Regions from separate parts of the Homo sapiens genome. Here region 2 is linked to region 1. Evidence: read pairs that join two places in POLR2A ChIA-PET (ENCODE). Cell type or tissue: PC-9. All regions are shown on one strand.

What was found. Peaks named below come from ENCODE experiments on the same cell type or tissue, not always from the same donor. Only the 100,000 strongest peaks of a DNase experiment are listed, where the experiment ranks them.
Region 2: POLR2A ChIA-PET joins it to region 1 with 5 read pairs; 2 of 35 experiments call an interaction of 5 or more read pairs at or near these places.

The regions. Positions count from the first base shown.
Region 1 is chr1:185,095,992-185,098,491 of GRCh38, reverse strand. RNF2 (ring finger protein 2) reads right to left here. Exons shown (of 7, transcript NM_007212.4): 5 at 148-420. Among named protein-coding and RNA genes, the nearest start is that of RNF2, 52 kb to the right of the region's middle. In PC-9, no CTCF peak of the experiment used is centred here; no DNase peak of the experiment used is centred here.
Region 2 is chr1:185,016,207-185,018,706 of GRCh38, reverse strand. No RefSeq gene overlaps it. Among named protein-coding and RNA genes, the nearest start is that of LINC01633, 16 kb to the right of the region's middle. RefSeq lists an enhancer at 718-1,917. In PC-9, no CTCF peak of the experiment used is centred here; DNase peaks (open chromatin) are centred at 1,186 and 1,686; H3K27ac peaks cover 2,307 bases.

The sequences.
Region 1 (2,500 bases):
GAAAACAACAATCTAGGCAGCTAGTAACTGAACCCCTGCAATCAATGGGATGACAAATATTGCTCCTACTTCTTATACAAGACTGCCTTTTACCTCCAAATTAAACATTCTGAATTTAGATAATCTGAAACTAATCCACACACTTACCTCGTCTGTGCACTGTCATCTTTTTCCATAAGTGTGGGATGAGGCCTGAATACTAATTCAATTTCACTAGCACCATCCATTACTGGATCAATTGCCATTGCTGCATTGTTATTATCAAGCTCTAGCCCAGAATCATCAGATGTTTTGGTCCGTTTGTTACTAGGGCCTGCTTCCTGATTGCTATGTGTGGATGCATTACTGCAGTGTGAACTGTCACCATTATCTTCTGCTCCACTACCATTTTCAATCTGTTGTTTCTTGCCTCGCTGCAGTCTAGTCAAGGGGGAAAAAAGGATGCATAAAATTTACTTTTAGGCCTTTAAAGCAACAAATCTGAAGCATGTTTGCTACTGAACTTTAGAATTCCAAAAAATACTGGTAACTGAATTTACTCTGAGTTGGATGATATTGTTTCCCACATGTTCCTGAAAGGTCTAAAAAATCTCTCTTGCTCACAGGCAAACATTTAAATAATTTAACGAATGTTTCTATTCACTTAATAATTTTACTGGCCAGGCACGGTGGTTCACACCTGTAAACCCAACACATTGAGAGGCCAAGATGGGAGGAGCTTGAGGCCAGGAATTTGAGACCAGCTTGGGCAACAAAGTGAGACCCTGTCTCTACCAACAACAAAAAATTTTAATTAGCTGGGCGTGGTGGTGCACCTATCATCTCAGCTACTCAGGAGGCTGAGACAGGAGGATGGCTTGAGCCCAGGAGTTGAAGGGCGCAGTAAACTAGGATGGCTCCACTGTACTCTGGCCTGGGCCAGAGTAAGACGCTATCTCTTAAAAATAATTTTCTTTATTAAACAAAAGACTATAAGAATTAATTGACAAATCTTTATATTCTGATCATTTTCTCTCATGGGGTTACAGGTCTGAAGAAAGGCATGATTCAAATATGAAAATGTAAAAGTTCTTAGGGAAGATATTTATGCCTCTTTAAAGAAATTCTTAAGGAAACAAAAGTTAAGAAGAATAGTAAGTACTTCCTCCCTGCTGACCTTCCGCCAAGTCAGCTAAGGCGATACAAAATGACTGAGGAAAATGCGATGGTATCTAAATAACCAACGTGGACACAGAAGCTGCTCTCTAACAAGCTCAGATACTAAAGCTAATTACCGGGCAAGGCACTTTATACATACAATCTTGTTTACTCTTCAAAATAACCTGTCAAGGCAGTTACCATTAATGTCATTTTCTAGTTGAGAAAAGCAAAGAAAACTCAGGTACAAGATTAAATAATTTGCCTCCAGTTATACAGCTAATAAGTGCCAGAACTAGAGCTAGGATGTGAACCAGACCACATTCTTCCTACCACACTGCCTGTCTCCCTACCTGTATAGATAAGAAAAAAGGAATATATAATGAAAAAGAAATATGAAAGAATGCCTTGCACTTGTAAGAATATTGTCATTATGTTTACTGCCAGAACAAAGAAATAACAGTCCAATGGTTAGGAAAGATGCTCAAGAACTCATGCTTTAAAAAAAAAAAAAAAAAAATCCTGCTTATAAAATTCATAGATCATTGCAAAACCAAGAGAGTATGACTAGTATGTTAAATAACAAACTATGATTCAAAAATACATAAGCACACACAATGGATTATTCAGTCCTAAAAAGGAAGGAAATCCTGCCACATACAACATGAATAGACATGCTGAGGTCATTTAAGTAATATAAACCAGGCACAAAAGTACAAATACGTAACTTGGTGGCCTACAGTCAAGTAAAAAGAGAAATAAATAACAGTAAATAACAACAACAAAAAAAAAACCCCAAAAGTACAAATACAGCACGATTTCACTTATGTGAGGTATCTAAAGAAGTCAAATTCATAAAACAAAGTAGAATGACAGTTACCGGGAACTGGGGGGAGGGAGAAATGAGGAGTTAGTGCTTAATGGATACAGGGTTTCAATTTTATAAGATGAAAAGAGTTCTGTAGATTGGCTGCACAACATTGTGAGTGTTCAGCTTTGAGGAGCCAATCGTTTAAAAGAAAAAAAAGAATGTACTTAACACTACTGAACTCTACACTTACAAATGGTTAAGATGGAAAATTCTGTTATATGTCTTTTACCACAATTTTTGAAAAAAAGGTATGAACGGGCTAAAATAATGGGACAAAAAATTGATAGCACAACATAAAGACTAAAATATATTCTAAAATCCACAACTAAAGCAAATGAAAAGTTATTTGACCATAAATTACAGTGACCTAACAGGTTTATTAAGACTCAATATATTTATTTTTATCCCACACCTTTCCAAAAAAGGATTGATGTGACAGAGCTATATTAATGTAACTGCAGGCAGCGTTTAAAGAATATGTTCATATAAAGA
Region 2 (2,500 bases), 80 kb after region 1:
CTGGCCTGTTTTTTTTTTTTTTTTTTTCCTTGACATGGTGCCTTGCTCTGTTGCCCAGGCGTGGTGATCATAATAGCAAAGGTGATACATCCTTTTTCCTTCCTTTTTTTTTTTTTTTTTTTTTTTGAGACAGAGCCTTGCTCTGTCACGCAGGCTGGAGTGCAGTGGCGCGATCTTGGCTCACTGCAACGTCCACCTCCTGGTTTCAAGCAATTCTTGTGCCTCAGCCTCCTGAATAGCTGGGATTACAGGCATGCACCACCACGCCTGGCTAATTTTTGTATTTGAAGTAGAGATGGGGATTTACCATGTTGGCCAGGCTGGTCTTGAACTCCTGACCTCAAGTGATCTACCTGCCTTGGCCTCTCAAAGTGTTGGGGTTACAGGCGTGAGCCACCATGCCTGGCCGGTGTTGGTGTTTTTTAAGAAGGCAGACCCATGAGCAAATTTGTATGCTGCTGGGAACAAGTCTAATAGAGGAAAAACCTGAGAGTGTTGAAAGAGAGAAGAGAGAATTACTGGAATGATACCCTTGAGTAGGTGACAAGGGTTGAGCTCCAGTGTACAGATGAAAGAACAGCTTTAGATAAGGGTATGGGTAATTCTGCTACAGAAACAGGAAGGCAGAGTGTGAGGACAGATGCTGGCAGGTGGCTAATGATGGCAGCAACTGTCTCTGTGTGTTTCTCATTTCCACAACTCGACACTAAGACTCTGACATCTTAATGGAGATCTTGAGGAACTGTGGACCACAAAAGTAACAATATTCTATAAATTTAAAATAGAGAGCTTTATTCCTAAAGGTACCAAAACCCGTAGGAGGAAGCGGAGCTTCCAGTGGACATGAAGACACAGTGCTTCAAGGGAGGGGTAAAAGGAACAGGAATTTATGCTGGATGGGGTACCCAAATAGATATATTTAATAAGCTATATGAGGCATCATGAATGTTTATGAAAGGAGAAACATGCATATGCACAATTGAGCTTTAGGCCTCTTCATGGATCGCAGGTTCAAAAAATAGCAGTGTCACCATGACCTAAGGGTGGAGTTTTTAGCTCTCTGATGTCAACATGTGAAGCAGAGGACAGGAAAACCCTCACTGTGCATCTTCCATAGATCAACCAGTACCCCCCCCATGGTTGAAGGTCTCTTGTTAAGAAGAAATGCTGGTCAGTTGTGGTACAGAAATTGCAAAACATCCAGTCATGGCCTGCGATGACTGGCTAACAGCAATAAAGGAATGAGTCATTCATTTCTTGTTTTCCAGAGCTGGTTTCTGCTTACTCCTTAGGAAAGAATTCTGGTTAAAGGTTAATAAGGAAGGGGTATACTGAGGCATAACCATCTTCCATTCTGCATGGCCAGTATCTCAGTGAACTTTTTCTTAGCTTTTAGGGTCTCCGAGGACAAGGGGAACTGGTTTAATCCAGTGAGGGGGTGTCAGGATTATTTCTCAGAATCGTGGCTCTAAAGGCTAATGTATTCTGTGCAGGAATAAAAAACTGATGCAGGTAGAGCTGCATTTCTGTAGACTGTGTTTCCTTTGGAAGAATGATCCTTGAGTAGTAATGGCTTCAAACTATGCCCTGCCAACCATCAGCTGCTTGTCCTTGTGGAGGTGTGCATATTCTGTCCAAGTAGTTACATCAGGAAGCAGACCTTGAAACAGGAGGAATGCTGGTGACATGATTTGGCTGTGTCTCCACCCAGATCTCATCTTGAATTGTAACTCCCACAGTTCCCACTTGTCATGGGAGGAGCCCAGTGGGAGATGATTGAATCACGGGGGGTGGGTCTTTCCTGCACTGTTCTCATGATAGTGAATGAGTCTTAGGAGATTCGATGCTTTTAAAAATGGCAGTTTCCCTGTGCAAGTTTTTTTTTGACTGCCACCATCCACGTAAGATGTGACTTGCCCCTCCTTGCCTTCCACCATGATTTCTTCAGACTCATATCTCACCACAGAAAGGAACACAGGCATATGAGAGACATAGAAAGAAAAATCTGGGTTGGGATCAGACTGAATATGAGAAGTAAGAGTAAGAGAGGACTCAGATCACCAAGGTTTTGTTTGAGTGTACCAGAACCCCTACTCTGGGTAGCTATGGTCTCTCTGATGTTAGTGTTTCTGATAGGAAAAGCACTTCAGATTTGTTTTGTTAAAATAGCTTTTTTCTTCTTTAGAGACAAGGTCTTGCTCCGTCACCCAGGCTGGAGTGCAGTGGTGTGATCTCAGCTCACTGCAACCTCTGCCTCCTGGGTTCAAGTGATTCTCCTGCCTCAGCCTCCCGAGTAGCTGGGATTACAGGCACACACCACCATGCCCGGCAAATTTTTGTATTTTATTAGAGACTGGGTTTCACCATGTTGGCCAGGCTGGTCTCGAACTCCTGACCTCAGGTGATCCACCCACCTCAGCCTCCCAAAGTGCTGGGATTACAGGCGTGAGCCACCAAGCCTGGCCTAAAATGTATGTACATATTTTTAACTATTGGGAAA